3 separate regions of the Mus musculus genome follow, and regions 2 and 3 are each linked to region 1. The links are chromatin loops, found by intact Hi-C in ENCODE. Cell type or tissue: heart. All regions are shown on one strand.

Region 1 (8,000 bases):
AACGTCATTCCAGTGTGGTAGTGAAACCTGTCTTGGTAGCTAAATTGACCAGATCTTTGTGGGCAGTGCTGTCTCACATGAACACTGCAGATTGGAGTACTCTTAAACTGGTGATGTCTGGTGTGTGTGTGTGTGTGTGTGTGTGTGTGTGTGTGTGACCAAGAATGGCTGTTTAGACAGTTCTTTCTTTTTCTCTGTCATCACCCTGGGAGGGTCTGTCTGTACCAGGCTCACTAAAGTCCAAACTGACTCAGTGAGATCGTACCACACAGACTCTCCAAACCAGAGGCAAGAGGGAATCTCCCAGAGTCTCATCACCCCTTGTCAAGATGCGTTCTGAATCCGTCCATGTTGCCTAGGCAAAGCTCCCCTTGTTAGTTGTGATCCAGTCTCTTGAAGGAGTTTCCTGCCAGGTCCTCACTGGCTCTTGGTTAAGGGCAGCAGGTAAGGAGCTCATGAATGGTGAACACTGGAGTTATAATGACACTATTGAGTGTCAAGTGCCTTGGAGGGCTACAACATATTCCCCAGACTGCTCTTTTATTATCGATTATACCGTGCCTGCTCAGACCAGTGTTCATAGGAACAGGATGAGGCCCCATGGGAGTCGGTCCCACTTTTGTCAAAGCTGGAGGGGCCCACTCCTGGTAAACTCTATGTATGTCTAGTGGAGGGTTCTGGATGGCCACATGCAAAGGTTTCTTGGCTCTTCAGGAAGCCTGGAGGGGAACAGAAGCCTGTCTGCAGATGTACTAGCAGACCGTCTCTCTGCCACATCCTACTCCTCCCTCTTGAGGGGGTAGCCTTCATTCTCTGAACACTTCTCTCCCCTAACAGCCTACCTTCCTTCGAAGGTTGAACTCTCTCCTTTCTATGTTTCCTTTACAGTGGTATAAGATGCTTTTTGGTCCAAGTTCGGGGCTGCTGAGACTGGTGAGGGCCTTGAGGAAGCAACAGGGTCTCTGCTGCAGGCTATATTCCAGAGGGAAAAATTGGAACACTTGAGAGCCAGAATAAAACATGAACGTAAAATGCAAGAGAGGGGAAATTTCCAGGGAGCGTTTGCCTACTCTCACGCTAATAGAGCGAGACAAGCAGGCTGTTGTTGGGTTCCAGGCACTCAGGAGCAGGCTCCCAACCTCCGGGGGAGGCAGGCTGGAGAACGTGGCCCTCCAGGTGTGAGAAGGCAAATTTGGAACCCATGCCACGCTCTCTTTAGAGCCAAGGTGGAAGCCTGCAGCTTCCTCTACGCAACTAACAAACTGGGACAGGAAGCAGGCTGGGAAGAAGGAAGGCTGCAAGGGGAAGCTGACGCCAGGGGTCCACCATGTGGGGGCAGCAGCTCTGAAGATTCCCAAGGAGGAGGCTCTTGGCAACTGAGGTGCCAGCACAGGCGGTGTGCCTGCTCACAAGCATGCCGCACATCTTACAGTATAATGAAGGAAAAAAAAAATCCCATTTTAATATCAGTCCGAAGTTTCCCTGTACACCCTTTCATATTTAAATTTATCTCCAGAAAATTATCCAACACAGTTAAGACGCGGGTGAAAGAAACTGATAAAAGCGCAGAAATCACAGCCGGGGTGGAACAACCCTTAGAAACATCACAGTATGTGGGTGATTTTCTGAGCGGATGAAACGGGGCTTACAGTTTATGCTGGGAGTGTTTGAGCTAAATTAAGTCATGAGGGGAGATAACACAATGCACAATCATTTTAAGGTAATTGAATCATGAAAACTAAAAATTTGGAAGAAAACAGATATTTTACTTAATAGAAACCATCTGTACCGTACAGTAGGCAAATTGTGTAAAAATGAATAAAAGTGTCTCTGGAGGAGAGTGGCTCGGGCGCCGGAGTCTGTAATGAAGATGTATATGGGCCTTTTAGCGCTCGCATTGTCTATTAGAGGAGGTAAATCGCAGCAGCGGATAAGGGAAACAGTTACAAATTTTATTACCATCATCTGACTGATGACAAATGTCGCAATAGAAATAACACATAGGAGATGGGTCTGTTCCCCAGCCCTAGCACCTTCCGCTTCGTACCCATCATCACCAGAAATCTTTATTGAGCAAGGGTCACCAAGACCCCTTTGTCTAGTTACTATTGGTTTAGTGGCTGCTACCCACGAGGACTATCTTTTAACGTGTTTAGGCTCTGAGTGTGCCGTTTGATTTGATTTGACTCCACTGGGGAGGCAGCTAATTTAAACATTTCTGGAGTGGCTTTTGTGCCCGACTTTTGGCTGCAGGGACGCGGGCGGTTGATCTCCAAAGTGTTTCTTTGCTCGAGTTGACCCGCATCAAAATGCATTTATTTGACAGGATACTTTTGTTCTGGAAGCTGGCCTGACTCACTCAGTCTCCGTAGCTGAAGGTCGAGTGGCCACATTTTTTTTCAAAACAGGCACTTACTTGTTCCTAATCTGCAAATTAACGAAATAGTCACAACTGCTAATGATTCAGGATCAGGCCTGAAATACAGAGGGCTTGAGTAATAATCAGCTTTTTAAATTAAGTTGGTGACAACCACTATTAGCGGCTGTGATTTAATAATCCCAATAAATGTGCACATTTTTTAAAAAAGGGGGCTCTTTGTAATTTTTGTCCCAGCATTTGCAACTGAATCTTTTAATGAAGGGAACACAACAGTTTTATGTTATAGACGATGCCATAATTGGGAAATCAAAGCTCCTTCAGACACCTAGAGCCCGAAGCAGGAACCGAACACCGAAGGATGCCCGAAGCAGGAACCGGTGAAATCAAGTTTCTAGTTGTGTGTGTTCCGATGATAACTCAGACCAGGAAGAGAATCTGATTCCTTTTGGATCTTATGCATTTTGGGGCAATAAGAAACAGATCCCATTAGCAAATATGTAAAGGCCTCCCTTAAGAGTTAGACTCGGGCAAATTTAGAACAAATGAGATGTAATTTTTCTATCTTACAGGCTTGCCTGTTTTACCTAATATTATCATAATGAATTGGCTTCAGCAACTGAAGGTGGGGAAAGAGAGGCGTGCCTGGTAAGGAGGGGGCGAGTGCAGCAGAGGCCTGATCTCCCCTGCTGCCCTGACCTTGTGCCCTTTCCTGACCTCAGTCTGAACGCCTGGGGAAGTCACCTCATCCCCACAGAGCAACCCTGCCTAGCAAAGACAAGCTGTGAGGAGAGAGAACCATGTGGACCCCCACCATAGACCATGGCTCATGGCACCTTTGCCCCCTCTTCCTGCCTCTGTCTCCCCATTGCCAGCAGCACTTCTTTTAGTGGTCAATTGAAATTTTATGGCTACGTTATTTAAAAAACACCATAGAAGAGCTGAATGAGGGAAGGATGATGGAAAGGCTGCTTGTCTTTTACCATAATTACTCTTGATAGCAATTTGAACTAATTTGCATTAAAACACCCATTTAGCCAAGCTGCTGAAGATGGGGACTTAGTGTGTGTAGTTTGTAAGACCTCAAGACGCCTCCCGATCTGTGTTGAGTTTAAACTACAGAGCCCTGCAAGACACTGCTCCATACCTTTTTCTGCCAGGCCAAAGCTTGCCCTCAGTAACCCTAGTGGCATGCTGGGTTGCATGGCAAAGGGCACACCTTCCTCATAGCTGCACTGTGCAAGCCTGGAGAGTCAGAGACAGAGAGGGTGGCTTAAAGACCCAGGTTCCTTCCCTTCTTGGGGTGATCTTCATGTCCCTTCTCTTCACTCCCCTGAGGCTGTTTATCTTCAAAGCACAAAAGATACCAACAAAACACTTGCAGCTTTGCCCTCTCTAGATCTTCTATTCATATGTGTGTGTGTAAGTGTGTACTTCTCTTACACAGTGATGGGCTTTGAGGTGTGACACTGCCACACAACTCCTTGGCTAGTAGCTATGCCCTGTCACTTAGGCCAGGCTGTGCGAGTTGGGAAGGGCTGGCTCTGTGTTTATGAAGATGGTACAGCTGTCTCCCTGTCTGTCTGTGTTTTCTGTGTGTATGTCTGCATTTGGTTTCTCAATGCTGCCCCTGGATTTTATTTCAGAAAGAGAAAACAGAAGAAGATTTAAGCCTGATGAAGTACTGAGGACCATTTGGACCCTCTGCTGTCTTCTTTACTTTGTTCTTTGCTGCAAATATCTTCTGTTTCTGCCCCCACCCCCACCCCCGCCATATTTGAAGATGTTTGAATCTAAAAATCAAGAGGAAATGAGTTAAAACTCAAAGCAGGCATTTCTGCGAGTCTGGCAGTGAAGTCAGGGGGAAGGATATCCAGTGGGTGGAAGACCTAACTTTGAATTCTGTAAACACTGCCCCCACCCTAGTCTCTCCCTATGAAGAACCTGATACCCATGGGGACAGTACACTTAGGGACAGTGGCTTTTTCCTTTATTTGTGTCAGTTTCCCAAATGTGCACATCCTCTGAATCCATAGAACATGCACACGTGCTCCTGAACAGACAGAATAATTTCTGAAATTAGATGCTACAGCTGCAATTAGCCAAAGGCAAGTACAGTAGCTCCCCCCTCTCTTCTTGTCTTCTACAGTCCTTCCCATCTCTCTTCCCTCGCCCCCTTCTTCTCCTCTCACGCCTTTGCCCTTTCGCCTTTTTTACATCTCTCTCTTCCTTTCTCATAAATAAGTACCTTTTGGATTTTTAGGCCCTGCCTCTCACAGTCCCCTCCTGCCCACCTACCTGCAGGCTGCACAGAACACAGCATCAAAGGGTCAGGACCACCAACAAGGTGTCACGGAGAAGGTGACTCAGGATGCAGGGCAGGTGCCAGACTGCTCAAATAAGCATCACCCCCCCAACAGGTTCTCGGGACTGAGACCCTTCTGGTAGCTGGGGATCCTACAGAGGTCAAGAAGCCCCGGGTTAGAGGAAGAAAAGGGGAGAAAGGCAGCGGGCAGATAGCTCCTGCTGCATCCCACTGGGAACCGGGTGCGTTGACAACTCTCAAGCACAAGATGGCACCCTTAAGCTTTCAAAGGAGTCAGGCTCCTCAGGAAACATGACACTACCCTGGCCAGCTGCCTCCTTCTAGGGAGACTGGAGAGGTCCCTTTCCAGTACCCACCAGGCCAGGGGTCTGCTTCACTCTTCTTAAGGCTATGCAGCTGCACAGAGGCCCACCAAGCAGAACCCCTCCTGCCAACCCAGGTAGTTTCTCGTGTGGGCTTTGCAAGTCTGTTATGGCTGGACTCCCAGGCTTTGTTTCCCAAGTTGGAATAAAGGAACTGCACCGGGAAGGGGGCTTTGAGAAACAGAATACCATGCTGGCAGAGGCCCCTGTTGTCCAGGACATGCCACCAGGCTGATGGATGGCTCTATCATTATTTACCAAATTGTGGCCCAGAGCCACACTGGCAAAGGCTTATCAAGGTGGGGGTCTCTGGGCATGTAGAAAGTCCCCTGGGTCTTCTCCCACCGGGCTGACACCCTGAGCACACAAGAGCTCTTCTGTGGGAGAGAAGCTGTTTTTCTGGATCCCATGTTTCCCTTGACTGTGATTAGCTACCTGTCTGCCTGTGAGTCCCAGAGGACAGGGACCTGCCAGGGCCAGATGCCCATCATTGATGGGCAAGCGCTGGCTTACTGCACAGGCAAGGGAGTCAGATTGGCCCTGGAGATCAGCTCTGGGACTTGGGAAGTGGAAAGAAAGGGTTGAAAGTGTTCTGTAGGAGCCAGGCCAGGAAGTGTGGTGGGAGTAGATGTGAACGTGTGCTGTGAAGATGAAGTGGCTTGGGCAGGTGCTCATGCCGGCCAACTGAAGACAGTAACAGACCCAATGCTGCCTCTGTGAGAGGACCGCAGGGATGGACTTATGCCTCCCATGGAGGGGAGCACTCTCACAGAACACTAGAACCCATAGGTCACAGCAGGGTTGAAGCCTTTTTGTTTGTTTCTCTGTGCACACACAGATATGAGCATGTTAACCCATGTGTGTATATATTGTGTGTATATATATATCCGAAAAGCATCACCAGCAGCTCTCTATCGGGGAACAATGTGGATTTAGAACTCCATAGAGCTGGGTTCTCATTTGGTTGTACCACTTCTATGCAGGTGACTCTTAATGGTCACTTGGCCTCTGTGACCTTATTGGTCAATGGGATGAAAGTGGCCCCTCCATTTACAGTAGACCAGAAAGCTGTTAGGTGGGACTTTGCAATTGCTGGGTATCCCTGTGAACCTTGTTGTTTTCCAGCTCATACCTCCTGGTCACCTTGTCACCCTGATATGGAATCCCATCTCCAGTCTCCTCCCATCAGCAGCTGTTTTAGAGAATATCGGTATGCATTGCTGGACTCCAAACCCACGTGGGCCACCTTATATGCTCTGTCCATGAGTGCAGGAGTCGGAGATGTGATGGAGGGCAGGATTGCTGCTCTTTCTTCTGTGCCTGTGGGGAACCCCGACTCACTTTCCAGCCCTTGCTTTACCTTTTCCATTTCTTGTGTGCTGCATACCTGTGTGGGCAGGTTTTTCGTGTGTGGGGGCATACCTGTGTAGCTGCACACATATGCACATATATGTGGAAGTAAGGCTGGTGTTGGGAGCCATCCTCTATTGATCTTCTACCTTAATCACTGAAGCAGGGTCTCTCAAACCTAGAGCCCGTTAAGATGGCTCGTTTTAGCCAGCTTAGTCTGGGGAATCTACGGTCCCTACCTTTTGAGGCAAGAATTACAGGAGGCACACCACACTCATCCAGCATTTACGTGTGTCTGGACACCCAAATGTTGGTCCTTACACTTGCCGAGCAAGTGCTTAGTCACAGAGTCCTCCCTCCTGCATCAGTTGTTCTTGAAGTAAGGTTCACCTACATATGGCTTCTGACTTGAGCAATTGTCACTTAGTCAAAGACTTGCTTGAGGGTCTAGATACATCTATAGAAGAATGCTCTGTCAGAGGGTGAACCCATGAGAACCCAAGGGCATGGCTAATAATCCAGTAGTAATTGGCCTGGACAGTAACACGGAAGCTGCTGAAGGTGTTGACCATCCCCTCCACATACACCCTCCTGGGTACTCAGGGTAAGAACAAAGCTTGTCTTTAGGTTGGGAATAAAATCCAAGGAATTAAAAATCTGTGCATATTAACCCAAAGAAAATACACTTACCTTCCAATATACGATGATGGGATTCGAACAAAAACCTTTTCTTCCCGGGCAAAGAATGTTATGCTCAGTGAGTGGTTGGCTGGGTGGACCTTGGCAGTCTTTTCTGTTCTGAATATAAAGGGCACCATGTGCTGGGAAGCAACCTAGGTCTCTCTGCCATTGCTCATTGGTCACCTTTTACAGAGGGCTGTAGTATAGAGCAGTGGTTCTCAACTTTCCTAATGCTGTGGTCCTTCATGTTGTGGTGACTCTCCAGCCATAAAATCATCTCGGTGTTCTTTCATAAGTGTAATGTTGCTACTGTTATGAAGTGTAATTAAATATGAGATATGTAGGATATCTGATATGCAACCCTGGTGAAAGGGTCCTTCGACCTCCAAAGGGGTCGCAACCCATATTTTGGGCGGGAGGTATGGGGGACTTTTGGGATAGCTTTCTAAATGTAATTGAGGAAAATACATAATAATAAAAAATTTTTTAAAAAAGAGAAAACTGTTGGTCTAGACCCACATGTACGTGTCCTATTCTTTATGAGCTCAAGGACAGCAGGAAATAGTGGAGCTGTGGGGAGATGGTGACACCAGCACCTGCCTCCCTGCTCTATCCACACAATCTTGGTACAGCCCTGATGAGTGTGACCAGCCACCCTTGCCTCAGAGCTCTGAGCTACATCCCTACCAGCTTTCTGTGGTGACAAGCTTCATGTCCCCAGCCTGGGTTACCATAGTAAAGACAACTCTCAGGAGACACAGGTCTTGTCCTGCTTCCCAGTGCATGAGCAAAGTTGTGCCTGGAGCTTCCATTCTCTAACTTGGCAAGAAGCTCTATGATTCAAGCGACTAGGGCAGTGCGAGCCTTAATACTTAAACTTCTCTCATGAATCTCTCTCTGTAAA
Region 2 (8,000 bases), 460 kb after region 1:
CCCTACACAAAATAACTCCTTAGCTGTAAGAACAAGACAATAACAGGGCAATCTGGCACCTGGATGCAGGGCAGCATTCTAGGTGAAAAGGGAGACAGAAACAACAAAGCAGTAGCAGCAAGAAAATGACCACAAATGCTTTCAAAACTTCTGACATCAAACACTCCAGTGCTAAATGTTTAAAGGTCTATGCCATGTGTGGAGACAGCGCTGCAGCTGAGCACTTGCTATTCTTGTGGGAGACCCAAGTTCAGTTTCTTGCGAGTTAAGTTTCCAATGCCAACTGGGAGCCTCATGACCTGGGAGCTGTAAGTCCAGCTCCAGGTGAGCCATGGTCCTTTGCCTCTGGGGGCACCTGAACTCATGTGCACATATCTATCCATAGGCACACACGCAAATACTTAATTAAAAATCATGAAAACAAATCTTCAAAAAGTATGCATTGAACTTGGAAAAGTATATTCCAAGGCAACCTGGCACAGAGATCTTGTTATGATATTTAAGTATTTAAATGTGTGGTTGAAATTATTAAATAACATTAAATGATAACTATATATCTCAATGGGACAACACTCAAGGAGATTAACCACAGAATTTATAATGATAGCCAAGATTCAAAGGCTCAACCTTGCAAGCAAGTGCAAAGAGGAGAGATGCCAGCTGTCATTTATCTAAAGGATGGGGATTTTTCAAATGCTTACTTTTAAAGCACAGGGTAACGGGGATGGACGTTACTGCCCGTGGCATTGTCAGACTGGGGAAGGGTCTGCCATTGACCATTTCTCTGCCTTTCATGTAGCCCCTCTCCTCCTGTAAATCCATTTCAAGGACATAACAAGAAATGTGGACCAAGATTAATGCACAAACATGCTGCTAGCTCTGTGATTTGCAATAGCAAAATATTGGCTCACCTAAGGTCCCACACTGAGGGAGTGAACTGATTTGTCCCCTATGGCCAACCCTCCATCTACCGGATCCTGAGCACAAAGCACTTTCAAGACCGTGGGAAACTCATGAATCATGAGAACAGGGCAGATCCAGGTTCCGAGGGACCTGAAGATTGTACAACTTGTGTGGCCTCGGAGAGGATAAAAATCACTGGTGGAGGGAGGGGCGGAATGTAGGCTGTGAGCTCCGAGGTTTAAGCTTCATTTGTTCCGTGGAGGCTAGCTTGGAATACTAAATTATGAAGTCTGACAAAAAGAACATATAAGAAAATGCTTGTGCAACAGAAAAGGGCGTGAGACAAAGACGCACATTAGGAGCTTTTGCTAACTGTCCTCACCTTGTTATGAATCATTAACTAAAACAGAAGCAACTTTTAAATGAAGCAAAGTCGGGCAAGACAAGAATGGGGAATTCAGAGAGAAAGGTGGGCAGAGAGAAGACATGGGGAGCTGGGTTTTAAAGATGCATAAGGCAAGCCTGGGGGCCAGTCACAGAACAGCAAGGGCTGAAAGAGAGATGGCTAGAGCAAGCTGAAGGTGGAGGGTGAGTGTATAGTGTCTAAGAGGATGTGGGAACAGGGCCACAGACAGTTCCTAATTAGATTCCAGAGGTCTGAGCTTTATCACAGTAAGGAGCCTGGCAGAGGGTTAGCCTGAGTGGGTCTTCATAGCTAACAAATTCTTAGACAGTGCAAGTCGAAATGTCCCTAGAGGTAGAGCTATTTGAAAGGACAGTGAAAATGAGAACTTGGTCCCTGGGGAAAGAAATATTTGAAGCAGACGAAATAAAACAATTCCAGATCAGGCAGGATTGATACCCCAGGCTAACCTAAGGAAGGCTTCAGGCCAGGAAGGGCTCTGAATATTTTGGGGGACAGTGGGATAGCGAGGTCTCAGGGATAGGGCCCTATGATAATGTAATCTGCTGCAGGTCCAGATCTAGGTGGGATATCTGACTTCCCCATGTCCAGAGCCTAGAGATATATATCGTTAAAGAAGTTAAAAATTTGGCACATCAAACTCTACAGGGGCAGAGAAGGCACTGGCCACCCCTCACAGAGGAAGCAATCCATCTATGCCATCCCGAGGTAACAATCAACTGGTGACTGAAGAGTCAGATAAAATAAAAATTCTTGCAACCAATGTATACGTGTACTGAATCTTGGGAGAGAAGTAGATTTTTCTACCCAGGAAGTTCTTACCTATGGAATGATGGTGGTCTCCTTTTATGTGTATGCATGTGGGAGTGTATTTCCGTGTGTGTGTGTGTGTGTGTGTGTGTGTGTGTGTGTGTGTGTGTGTGTGTTCATGGGCATTTATGTGTATTCAGGTGAGTGTGCAAAGATGTGCTTGTGCATGGAGGTCATAGGTCAATCCTGGGGGATATTCCTAAGGAGCAGCCTGCCATGGTTTTGAGACAGGATTTGCACTTGGAAATGGGGCTTGCTGATGTAGCTAGACTGGCTGGCTATGAAGCCCCGGTGAACCACCTGTCTCCATGTCCCCAGCTTTGGGCTTCTGAACATGCAACACCGGAGTTGGCTTTTTATGTAGGTGCTGGGGATTGAAGTGTGTTGTTCACGCTTGTGCAGTAAGGACAGCCCCACCCCTCCATTCTTCTTGTCTGTAAATCTAACAGGTTGCTAGATTCTTTTCTCTGCAGCTTTTTCCAAGTTTAAAAACCGAAGCTTTGGTAGAAAAACACTTGGCAAGTGCCCACACACCTGCACTCTGGCTTATGTCTGGATCACAGGAGCTATATACATGAGTCAGAAAATTACAAGAAGATGAGAAAAGTCTCATCTTCAGGGAAATAAATCCCCTCATCACTTATCCCCAATGAAATCTAATTATTTTGACTTTCCTGTAATCGTTTCTACTCAAGAAGTAAAAAATAGGAAAATAATTTAATTTTATTGGCAAAATTTACTAGATTAATACAACTAAGAATGTCACATAAAATGTTAGCATTAAATATTAAAATATATTAATAAAATGCTAGATTACTAAAGCCTAATATTTAATATAATGCATTAATTGGAAGAACTATGTCAGTTTAAATATTAAACATAAAATGGAAGTTGCCAGTGGGCTGTGCAGAGCGGGATAACAGCAATCGTCAGCTTGTGGCTCTGCTCAGTAAAGTCATGGAGGGGCCTTTCCAGCTGGTCCTACAGACACCGGTGGTATAGGCAAAAGCTTGAATCAAAAGTCTGTTTTCTAAGAAATGGAAAGAACTGAAGCCAGAAAGTCACAGAGAGGCCAGGCAGTGGGAAGCAGTGTTCACCTCTTTCTGTCTGCCACAGGGAGGAAGAGTTATAGAGCCCAAACAATGGAGTTTTGGGTCACAGAGAAAGACTTTAGAGAATTTGTAGTTCATCCACTACCTCACAAAAAGGGCAACGGAAAATCTACTACCCCTTGTTCTCTGCACCCTTTCAGCGCTCAGGCTAGACCCTCCCTTTACCACACCTTGGAGGGAATCCAAGGGCAAGGGAGAGCAAGGCAGAAGCCAAGAATTGCAACTCCAAGGTCAGAGAGCCTTTGCTGGAGAACTGCATGTGAGACCTAGCTAGAAAAGGCCCCATCCCCACCCCTGCACACAATCCCTGCCCCTCCGAGGTCCAGAGTGCTGGCCCTCACTACTTATGAATACCAAGAGGGCTGCACATGCTTATACCAACCCTGGGGCCAGTTGCTATTCTTGCAGGAGAGCAGTGTATGAAAGCAGCCTGTAGAGGAAAGAGTCCTGGGGAAACAGATGAGTCTCCTTAGGCTGCTGAGTCATGGAGCCGGTGGCTCCTCTAACTATCGTAGTCCTGTTAGAAGCTGTTTGGCACAGAACCAGCTTCTGTGTACCCTGCCCTTTCTTTGGTGCTGGCCCTGTCCTGGTGCCCAGTGGTGAAGGGACAGGCCTTTCCTGCTCGTTCTGAAATCCCAGCTGGAAAAATGTGGGTCTCAACTGGTTGCATAGACCACTTTGCTCTGCGCTTTTTTCCTGTTACCCGTGGGTGTATAGGCGATATTGTGTCTTTGTGGAAAATACACACATACTCTATACTTATGCACACAGGTGGACACAAACAAATACGCCGCACATATATGCACAAATACACATGAATACACACATACACGCACAAGCACAGACAGGCCTATGTATACCACGTATACACACCTACACATAAACACACACTTACAAACATATATACACACCATACATATATGCAGGTACACACATAAACACACACACTCAAACATTCACACATACCAGCAGACACACACACATTACACATGAATATACATGCACACATATACACATACATACAAATGTGCATTCATGCATATACATGCACATACACACACACTAGAGATGCACACATAAACACACATTCAGACAGGCCGAGCATATGGTCAATACAGATGCAGAGTAGCTGTTCTCCACCTCCACCCTAGGTGGCGCTGGATGGTATTCAGCGATGTTTGGTCTGCTCAGACTGGATTTGTACTGGCACCCAGTGGGTGGAGGCCAGAAATGGCCTCAAGCATCTAATAAGGCACAAGACAGCTCTGCACAAACATTCTTCAGCCCCTACCCCAACGGCAAAAACCTCCAGGGCTAAGAATCTTGGTTTCTATGTGTAAACACTTTTAAAAAATATTTTTAAAACACTCATTTTGAATCCTCAAAGCTGGTAAGATGTGAATGTGAAATAGAATTGCCCAGGCTTGCTTACAATGTAGCCCAGGTTGGCCTCCAAGTCATGAACTTCCTGCCTCAGCCTTCTATGTGCTGGAATTATATGTGTGATCTACCATGCTAAGCAGGATGACTGAATTTTAATATAAAAAATTAGGACTCTAGCATTGGTCTACTAGAGCTTCTGTCTCCTAGAAGTCTTACGATCATTTATTTTCTCAATTTCTAGAGGCTGCAAGACTACAATCAAAAGTATATTATCTGTACTTCCCCTCCTCCCGTGTACAGATGATGTATCCTTACTCTTTCCTGTGTCTTAACAAGGGCTTTGTGGTGTGTGTGTGCATGAGCATACATGTATATTAGCATTTGACGACTACAATGTTCTGTAATAGTAAATCCTACTGGTGATTGGATTAGAACTACTTTAATGGCTTCATTTTTCTTTATTTACTTCTCTAAAAACCTTCTCTTCAAACATAGTCACACTCAGGGGTACTGAAAGCAAGGACTTCACATCATGGATTGTGGAAGAACAGCACATTGTCCATAATAGTAAGTGACATTAGGAGAATAAATAATAGAAGGGAAAACTCAGATTAGGAGGCTTGGCTATAGTGGCTACTCAATGATGAGCAAAGGTGATGGGTAGGTGGGAGAAGGGATATGGATATGGAGAATAATGGGCAAATACAGAGAAGGATGGGAAGTGGAGGGAGAAATGAATACAGGGACAGAGGAATAAGGGTGCATAGAGAAAAGGAGGGATGAGCAGAGGAGGGGAGTGGGAGACAAGGAAATGATTGGAGGGAGGGATTGGTGAAGGGAAGAATGGATAGAGAGATAGTGAGAAAGATAAACATGGAGGGATGAAAGAAGCAGATAAAGGGAGGAGTGGGTAACAAGAGGGAGAGAAAGTCAGACAGGAAATGATGCAAAGAGGAACTGAGGAGAGGATTGTGGAGAGAGGTGAAGGGATGTATGTATGTATTGATGGATGGATAGATGGAAGATGGATGGATGATGCATGGATGGATAGATGGATAGATGTATGTATGGGTGGGTGGATGGATGGATGGATGGATGGATGGATGGATGGATGAATGAATGAACGAATGGGTAGATGTATGGATGGGTAGATGGATGGAAGGATGGATGGGTGGATGAATGGATGGATGGATGGATGGATGGATGGATGGAGGAAGGTATAGAACATTTGCTGTGGGGATAAGAAATGTAAGGCAAAGGGATGTTACAACCAGTAAAGTGCTGTGCAAAGATCCTCAAGACACTGGTCCACGAAGAAGTGATAGACTAGGATATCTTTATCACTTAGACATGATGAGGCCAAGACTACCTCTGTGTACTTTTTCCTGTGTGTACATGTGTATGTACAATCTTTCAAAGGAGATGCCATGCAAAGCACAAGTGCGTCAAACATTTTCCGAAGGTCACTGCTCTACAAATGATGCACCAACAACAACCCTCAATCCTCAAATACACTGGAACCATTTCCCTGAGGAAAACACCAATATGGTGAAGCAGAATTCAGGTCGGCTGGCAGCTCTCCTGGGAGCTGGCACGCTTGGCTTGTATTCAGCTCACCTTGTCCTCCCTAGTGCAGGCTGTGACTGAGTTCTGAAGCGGGAAGGCAAGGAGCACTCCATGGCAACTGATCTAAGTGACTGAGCTCCCAAGCGACCACAGGAGAGACCTGAAAAGTGAAGAACACCAATAGGCCTTAGAACTCAAAATAGATTAATAGAAAAACTTGCCCTGAGTTTTTCAAAGGTATATTTTTTAAAGATGAATTTTAAGAAGATTTATTTTTAAGAAGCATATTGACATGTCAGTGACTGAACAAACACTTCAGGTGACAGGCTCAGTACGCTTACAGCTTGAATAAAATAAACTAAAGGGGATCACACACCTTGAAGATTCCCTCACCTACAGGCATTGCTATGCAGGGCAACTGTCACAGTTTGTTCTTCACACGGTTGTCCTTGGTGTACAAGGCCAATAATGTGAGCTTTAATGCTGCCAGCCCAACATTTACGACAGATGTGAAAAATTGTATTTAAATTAGAAATGCTAAAATTAATATTTATTGACTCCATGTTTCATTATCATTAGAAATTAGTTTGTTCTTGGTAAACAGTTTATAGCATGATATAAATACATTCCATTGACCTATTAACTGGCCTAATATATTATGGAATTATTGACAGTGGCAGTAAAATTTACTAACAGCCATTAAACCTTTTAACATACTTGATATGCCTGTCTCTATAATACCCACGAATTAGGTGTGGGTGTGTTTTTTAAGATAATCTGCTGCTGATATTAAATTCTTCCAAGATTTTAATATATTGTCTTAGTTTATGGATCATAAAATAAGCCTGGAGCTTACAAAAATTTACATGACAATTTTTTTTTTAGAAAAGCGCATGTAAATTTTAGTACAGTGTGAATGATATAAAGTACTCAAACACATAAAAAAAAGTTTCACAAACTGCACTAAAAGGGTAGTTAAGGTCTAATTTTAACAAAATCCATAGTCTGGCCAGGTAGGCAAGACTGAATGAAAGACTTATGTAGTTCCTGTGACCACTGCAAAATCAGCAAAGCAAAGGAGGAACATAGCTGGTGTCCAGTCCAGCTCCACACCAGAGCCAACCCTGGGTCACCAAACACATTTCTGGAGACTCAAAGCTGGAGCTAGGACTTCCACAGCACAAACATTATACAGATCACTCTCTTTCCAACAGAAGTCATGCCAAAGGGTTTTTTGTTTGAATCATGTAGAGTCATGTAGAGAAAGATGTGAAGAACCGTAAATAATGTAAATAAGCTTATACAGAACCATGTGGAAAGTCGTGTAAAGAGCTGTGCTGAGAACTACATGGGGAACTATATAAAGAGTAGTATGGGGGAGTCATGTAAAAAACTATATGGAAAAAAAAACCATCCTGCAGAACCATGTGGGGAACAATTAAGATGGGCTCCCCCAGGAGGTGAGTGTGGACACTGGATACTTGTGTCTACACAGATAGGGCCTGCAGGCTCCTTTGACTCTGTGCCTGTGGGGTACCATGGACTGAGATATGTCCCAAGCTCTAGACAACAGACTCCTTCAAGGTCACTGACTACCCCTGTGAGGTTCAAATATGCCAACCAAGCTGTCAGCCCACCTCTCAGGGTCAGAATCAAGTGTCTGATTCAGCTGCTGGGACAGTGCCAACTAGAAGGATCAAGAGAACAAATGTGCAGTCCCTTACAGTTCTGAGGCTGGAGTTCACAACTGCGAGTGGTCTGGGCTTTACCCCTCAGAGGTCTCAGGGACCAATTTTTCCATC
Region 3 (8,000 bases), 210 kb after region 1:
AACCTCAGATGCTCCAGCTTGTAATGCACGGGGGAAGCCCACATGCAGATGCTGGGAGCCTGCAAGCCAGCACAGGGCTCCAGGGCCCTTGGGCAGCCACGAGACAGCCTGGTCTGGAAGGCTGCCCCAGTGCCACTTTTCTGAGTTACAACCTTCCCCCAAAAGACCTTGGTCCTTCTCCTTGGCAAGTTAAGCAAAAGGCCACGTGTATCTCCATTGTTATATTTCCTTCTGAATAACTTTTGCTAAGTTGTCATCTTTGAGATAAAAGGCATGTGGCCGCACTTATGCACCATTCACTATTCGCATTATTTTTGGAACCTGACTGAAGGCGGAGGGAAGGACGGAGGTGGAAGTGTGACGCTGGCTTCCATTGTTCTGTGTTGCTTTAAGATGCAACTGTAAGTAAAACGCAAAAGTAAGCGACTGCCTGCTGATGTAAACACTAAGTCACCCAACAATGCCGGGCAGAAGCTCAGGTGAGCTCAGAACACTGAGCACAGGGAAGCCAGGCAGCAGTGGACCCAGGGTCACAGGACCTTGAGTTCTGTGAAGCCTCTGCTGAACTGGCTGCCCTGAAATTAAATCCTCCACTCCAGCACTCCTCCCCTGCAGCAGGAGTGTATTCTTAAGGGCTTTCAAACTTTTTTTTTTTCTGGCATGAACTGTGTAATTCTTCTACTTTTTTTTTAATTTAAAAAAAAATGGAGGAGAGTGAAGACTGAGCAATGTGATCTTCCCAGAGATAGGAAGCCAGGATACAAGGGCTCTTTGTTCCCACCCTTGAAGCCCCAGGACTTCTGTCAAAGCCAGAAGCTCGCCTGAAATGAAATCGGTGCAGGCATTATTCTGCTTCATTTACATTTGGCCTGTCTGCCTTCTGACCTGCGTGGAGGAAAGCACCATTATGTACAAAATGCAAATGCAAGAAAATAGAAATAATAGGTCCGATCAGAGAACAGGACCAGACCGCTTCCTTAATTCTACGGTCAGGATTTTGAGCTGTGTTCCAGTAAATTCTGAGCCTCTGCTCATTGTCTCTTACAATTTGAATCACTGCTCCTGTGAGGTTTATTTCTCTTCCCAGGTTTTTTTTTTTTTTTTTTTTTTTAGTTCAACTTACACATCCCCCCAATACAAACTTCCTCAGATGCTAAGTTGTGCCAACTGTAGGAGCCGGCCCTTAGAAACCCCCCAGGAGATGTTCAGCCCTCTTAGGCACAGGGACAGCTATTTTCTTGAACACTTGCAGCATTCGAATTGATGAAGAGATTTTTACAAACAAATACGGAGCCTTCCCAGCACCTCCAGGTAAGTAACTGCTGGCCTTGACCTTCCTCACTCTGACTTTAGGGCTGGGCAGCCAGTTTGGAACTCACAACGCTTTTAGTATAAAAGTCCACAAGATCTTTTTCTCTTTTCTCTTTGGTTTACTTTCGTGTCATTTTAATTATGTCCCATTTAAGTTGAACATTCTCTTAGCTACATTGTATATACTTAAAAATCTTTTTATTGATTCTTTATGGATTTACATCATACATTCCAATCCCACTCATCTGTAGTATCATAGAGACTTTTTTCTCCTGCTTCTTGAGAACAGGACACCCAACCTTGGGGCAAAGCTATAGGGAAACAGACCACCTTGTGCAGAAATTAAAGCTACACTAAGCCTCAGAAATGAATTGGCATCGTAACCATACTAAGACCTGACCCGAGGCAAACAATGCATCACCTGGTTGGAGATACAACCCAAAGTAGATTTGAGGGATGTTTAAAAGGGTGTCTTTGAGTTTTTGGTTTTTTTTTTTTCTGGTTATTTACCAGGAATTGATGTAACCTTGTCTCAGAGCACCCATCCAGGCAGCCCATGGACTCTGCATGAACCATCACACTCCTGGAACTGTTAGCAAGGTCTCCAGAAAGAAGAGAAGACTCAAAGAAATGGGGCCAATAATCTATTCTTCACTGGATTTTTTGATTGTGAGCTCCCAGCCATTCTAAGATTCTGAGATGAGGAAAAATTGCAGAATAAAATTACAAAACAAACAACAAAACTAGTGGCTTGGAGATCCCACAAACTAGACTGCTTAAACTCCCCCACTCCATGCCTCCGGGGAAGGCTTGGGTCTTGAACTCGTTGTGAAATCTTCAAACACATAATAAGAATTAATCACCATCCTTTCTCTATTTTAACAGCTGTTGACTGACTCCCTCCCTCGCCCACTGCAGCTGTGCTAGAGTCCGCTCGCCCTTTGCTGACATCATAATCCCATTACAGCTGGGAACTTGCACACATAAAATGCAGATTTAAGCTTATTTTGAAATAACTTATACTTGTTAATTGTTCCAATCTATATCACAAGCAGGAACTTGCAGCTCTCATCTGGCGGTCCAGGTCTTCATACCAGCAGAGGGAGAGCTTCCTCCTTCCTTGTCTGGGTTATCACAAGTACCCCATTTCCTAGCCAGTCCAGGCAGCTTCCAAGCCACAGACACACTTGTGGCCTGAACTCATCCAGAAGTGACAGCTGTCCATCTGCCCCTTGCTCCTCTCTCCCTCCAGATGCACCCTCGTGGGTGTCAGAGAGAGAGAGAGAGAGAGAGAGAGAGAGAGAGAGAGAGAGAGAGAGAGAGAGAGAGAGAGAGAGAACCTCGCAAGCAGGTGAGCCTCAGAAGGCACAACACAGATGCAGAGGCCACTCTGGACCTGGCTGGCTCTAGTTCCCCAGAGAACCCCGCCCCCCAGCACTGTATTCTTGGCTTGCAAGTCAAGTGGGAGAAATTGATTTCCTGGTTTGATGTGTGTGCTCTTTCAATGAGACACTCACTTGACCAATCCCCACTCTGTCCTTCGGTTTGACCTTCATTTTCACACAAGTTCATGCCTGGCCCGAAGCTTGACACATGAATTTCGTCAGACTGCAATGATGGAGGTTAACAAATCCAAGGAAAAGTAATTTGCATGCTTGAATGTGTGTGCCATGCTTGCTTTCAAGGGGGGGCAGAGGGAGCAGACTCTAGCTTGTTGCTTCTCAGCTCCGTGCTATCCGGTGGGTGCGGCTGTTGTGACTGAGGCAATAACAGATAATTATTTTGTCCTTTTCAAAATGATCAGAACATGCATGGGAGAAGTAGGATGGGAAGTATCTAATCTACTGCACCAATGCTAGAAAGTGACTTAGCATTTCTTTTTTTATTATCTCATGTTTATAGGCAGGATCCTCTCTGATGATTTCCAGTAGAGACTATGCCTACTGACACCTTACAGTACAAAGAAGAGACCTGCTTATATTTTGAAATTGTTCTGAATGGAATTTTTTTTTGGTTAAAAGGCTCTCCTCCTCCTATGTTTTTAATGTAATGGTTTTGGCAGCCCCATCTGCTGTTTGTTAGTGGAAGTGTCTAGTTAAGAAATAGGAAAGATCTGTGCGGTGCTCCCCCCTCCCCCTTCCTCTTGGTAGCCTTATGGGGTTTACAGTACAGGTCCAGTCCTTGTTCTTACGGAGGCGAGTTGAAAGGTCTGGCAAGGCTTTGGAGACATAGGAACTCAGGATTCCCCAGCCTGCCAAGTCAATAGTGTCAATAATGAAAACCTTGAAGGATGCCAAGGAACAGACACTTGGTTCACTCTGCTCGCTCAGCAGAATGAGCTCCTGAGCCCAAAAGGATGTCTTTGTCTAAAAAAGAGGGAAAGTTGATGCTTGCTGTCTTAGTGACAGTTTTACTGCTGTGAACAGACACCTTGACCAAGGCAACTCTTAGAAGGACAGCATTTAATTGGGGCTGGCTTACAAGTTTAGAGGTTCAGTCCAGTATCATCAAGGTGGGAACATGGTATCGTCCAGGCAGGCATGGTGCAGGCAGAGCTGAGAGTTCTACATCTTCATCTGAAGGCTGCTGGCAGAAGACTGACTTCCAAGCAGCTGGGATGAAGCTAGGGTTTTAAAGCCCATACCCACAGTGACACATTCCAACAAGACCACACCTACTTTAACAGATCATACCTTCTAAAAGTGCCACTCCCTGGGCTGAGCATATATAAACCATCACACTCATCGACCCCTACCAGCCGTGGGAAGGTAGATATTGACAAACTTCCTGAGAGGCCCCACAAGAGGCAATCAGATTGATGTTCCCACCCCTTCCCAGAATGAAGACTCCCCAGAGGTGAGCCCCATAGCCCTCAGGTTCCCCTCTTTTGGCATCATTCACCATCACTTGTTGCTGCCATACAGGAGGTTTTATTCCAGTGATGTAGTACCAAGCCCAGCATGCCTGATCAAAGAATATGGAGTCCCAATTTGGCTGGGAAGTGTGTCAGGTACATTCTGCCCAAATTGCCAAGTGTCATTTCTATTGGCAATATTTAACTGGACCTGGTTCTCATCGACAGCCTGCATCTAGTTGTCCTGTCCCCTCTTGTCTGGTTCTGACAGAGCTGCAGGTTACTAAGCAGGGGACATTCCATAGACATGGCAGACCCTGATCGTTTTGTTCACATTCTACATCTAAAAGCAACTAGCAGGACAATTGCAGGGCCTGAGCTGGAAGCCCGTCAATAGACTATAAGCATAAATATTTAGGATCCTAAATGAAAGGACACCCCCTTGCCACTCACCTCTCAGCATGAGGTTTACTGTTTTACGTAGTGCTGGCTCAGAAATGCCTTCTCCAAGCCTAGTGGGTAAAGCAGGGCATTCCTGAGTCCACACTACTTACGTTTAGAGTAGGGTTGTACACTGGACACAATGAGGGCTGAAGGAACCAGGACTAAGAACACTCACTGCCAAGACGTGCCTAGAAAGACACTCTCTGTGCTAGAGAAAGCTAGTAAACAGTCTGGACACATGCAAGTACACACTCAGATTTGCACGTATCAACTTATTAATATACACTTAGCTAGATGAACCTTAATTGAATCAGCTGCTGTTTGGAGGGGGAGCTGCAGAAAGGCTTTAGAGTAGTTGTATATTTGAAGTGGCATGTGCCTCAAATTTGCTATAGTTTGTACTTTACACACGTGGCAGTGGCTATCCCAGGTCCCTTAGTCCCAAGTTCCCACCCCTGCAGCATGTTCTTTCATCCAGTCGGTAAATAAGCAGTCCCCATGGCCCCTACACAAACGCCACTGCATGGATCTGCCATTAAGAGAACCTGTTAGGGGAGGAAGCATGTCCCTATCCCAATGTCCTCTGCCCGACTATTTGGGATCGGGGACTCTTGTGGCTCCAGAACCAGGTCTTTGGATTCTCTTGGTACACATTATGGTTGTGTCCATCTGTGTTCAGTGACTTGTCTTGAAGTCTCCATTTATGTCACTGATTTCATTTCACACTTAAGCAAACTATATTCCTTAATAGACCCAAAGAAGGAAGAAGGTGCACTTTTGGACTGTCACAGCCTAGTGACTGGAGCAGCCTCTGGGTGAGACCAGGCAGGGAGTGAACACATGGGGCTTCACTCTTGGTGGTTTGGGGAATAGTGTTCCACGGACAGCTGGTGTTGTCTTTGGGAGATGGCTAACTCAGAAGTCTTCTGTGATATGTGGACTGTCCATCCATACAGGGACCCTTGTGACCACAGTCTAATATTAAAGTTTCCAGGGACAGTTGTCCGGACGTGGAAGCCATCAAAGCAATTTAAGAGACACCTGGTTGTCCTTGCTGAAGTGAAACTTCCTTCGTGAGACCTTTATTTAATACAGAAATTAATTATCCTGAAGATCATAGCCTGAGCCACATTTTCCAAAAAGAGTGAAGCTACATTCCACATAATAATGACACCTGAACTTCACATCTGGAGTTGAGAATTAGGGGGAAAAAAGGTGAACAAAAAGGGATGGGAGGGAGGGGTAAAGTGGGAAAGAAAAAACAGAGAACAGGTGAATCAAGAGAACCCACAGCAAGTAAACTCATGAGTTTACCTTCCATTTCTTCTGTGTGTAGCATTTCTTAGCCATAGTCGTTGGTTCTGTAACCCCACCTTATCATAAGGTCATAGAACAACTACCATACCTAGATCATTGCCCTTATGTTCTTCATGCTCCATCCAAGGATATCAACACATACTTAGTGAGACAGGATAGTTAAAAATGCTTCCCAGCCCAGACTGTTCAATGGTCTCTGTATGGTGCTCTGTATGTTACAAGCTGAGGACCTTTAGCTGCTGACCCACATGCAGCATTCCCAAGGAGGCTTCAGGGTTGTGGTGCCTCTGTTATCTTCTCAGTTTGTGCCAAGCATTGTTTCTTTTAAGCATCTTTTAGAGGGTTCAAACCTTTGGGTATTTTCCTGAACTCTCTGACCCATTTCCTTTTTTATGAACGATATTGGCAAACAACTTCCATAAATAAAGTCTTCATGGATGTCCATCATGTTATTTTGAGAATCTATATTTTGAAATAATCTTGGGTATATAACTTTGTTTTATTTTGATGAGGAGTGTAATTACAGAGAATTTTTAATAAGTGTTGTTTCCCATTAATGATCTAAAAGGTTCAGGTTTAGTGAGATTTTATTAAAAACATATAAATAGATTTATGCATTCATTTTGGCATGATTCTTTGTGAAACTGTGAATATAATTAAAGTGAGCACTGGTTCAGTCTGTGAGCTGTCACTTTGGTATGTTTCTCCAACAAAAGTAGATTAATATAGCAACAGAAAAAAAAAAAAAAAAACCTCCTGCTGTAGCATTAGGGAAGTCTATGATATTGGCCATAATTCTTGATGTTAAGTAGACTTAATTACCAACCATGGAGGACATCTTAAAATAAACTCCAGAAACAGACCCAGAGGTGAAAGCCCAGGGTCTACTCTGAGGAGCTTATAAACCCAGACATAGGCCAATGAAGGTGCTTGTTTCAAAGTCTGGTAACCTGAGTTCAATCCCCAGAACCCACATGGTGGAAGGGGAGAACCAATTCCTGTAAGTTGTCCTCTGACCTCCACACACAGACTGTGGCCCATGTACACCCCTCCTCCCACACACTAATTGATTAATTAATTTATTGGTTGATTAAAGATGGAAGCCAAGCATTTGCTTGGCAAAGACTTTCAAAGACTATCTCCCCCTACTCTTTACCCTGCCCACAAGTGGCTGGGAGTTTTGGCAGCTTTATTTCATCAGTGGCCTTCCAGGGTAGTCTGTGAAAGAGGAAAAGCTGAACAAGATGACTCTGTTTGGTGTTAGAAAACCACCAAGACATCAGGTTGGAGCCAAAGTGGTGCTGAGGTCTTTCCCAGTCAGAGAAACCGAGATAGGCTTCAATTTTTGTGTCCTGCAGTACTTCTTCTGAGCATGTGGATAGAGCAGCATTCTAAAATTAAGAATGAGATTCCAAAGGGAGCTAGAAATTCAATATCCCACCCCCATCTTGCTTGTATTTGATGTGAAAAGACCGTAGCCTGTTCTTCTAGAGCCTATAATTGAGATTTTGTTCAACTGGATTTTAAAGAAAGATGAAAATTGGTTCTCTTTATAAATCTTCCTTTCTTGTAACACATGGGCTCTCAACCTGTAGGTTGGGATCCCTGTAAGGATCCTTTCACAGGGGTCGCCTAAGGCTATCAGAAAACACAGGTGTTGACATTACGATTCAAATAGTACAAAAATTACAGTTATGAAGCAGCAACAAAAATAATTTTATGGTTGGGCTCATCAAAACATGAAAAACTGTATTAAAAGGTAGCAGCATTAGGAAAGCTGAGAACTACTGTTGTAACAAGAGAAAGTGATCGATAACTGGTAAAACTGTTTAAAGTACATAGAAGATAGCCTATCGAAAAAAAATTAAGTATTTTTCAAATAATTTCTATGTTTTCTTTTAAGGAACTACATCTCTGCTGGAAAAAGGAGATGCCATTTCTTGAAAAGGGCAAACAGACAAGGACAGTTTAATGCAGATTTGGAGTAAGTCAGGCTACATGTCAGCAAATGGGGATAGGGCTGTCAATCAGTGAGCTAGTTCCCACAGCCACCAACAACAGCCAGTTTTTTGTA

Evidence for each region. A loop is a pair of places that touch in the nucleus more often than their neighbours do. Peaks named below come from ENCODE experiments on the same cell type or tissue, not always from the same donor. Only the 100,000 strongest peaks of a DNase experiment are listed, where the experiment ranks them.
Region 2: it touches region 1 in a loop (4-fold over the local background); 5 of 42 quality-filtered maps call a loop at or near these places.
Region 3: a loop joins it to region 1, with 5 times the contacts of the local background. A loop is called at or near these places in 12 of 42 quality-filtered maps.

The regions. Positions count from the first base shown.
Region 1 is chr7:135,832,276-135,840,275 of GRCm38, forward strand. No RefSeq gene overlaps it. Among named protein-coding and RNA genes, the nearest start is that of 6330420H09Rik, 18 kb to the right of the region's middle. In heart, a CTCF peak has its summit at 4,939 (motif pointing right); a DNase peak (open chromatin) is centred at 4,976; H3K27ac peaks cover 873 bases; H3K27me3 peaks cover 3,059 bases.
Region 2 is chr7:136,290,240-136,298,239 of GRCm38, forward strand. All of the region lies in intron 3 of C030029H02Rik (RIKEN cDNA C030029H02 gene), which reads left to right. Among named protein-coding and RNA genes, the nearest start is that of C030029H02Rik, 26 kb to the left of the region's middle. In heart, a CTCF peak has its summit at 4,403; no DNase peak of the experiment used is centred here.
Region 3 is chr7:136,046,922-136,054,921 of GRCm38, forward strand. It overlaps Gm51502 (predicted gene, 51502), which reads left to right and starts at 1,149. Exons shown (of 2, transcript NR_169162.1): 1 at 1,149-1,311. In heart, a CTCF peak has its summit at 3,366; no DNase peak of the experiment used is centred here; H3K27ac peaks cover 619 bases; H3K27me3 peaks cover 361 bases.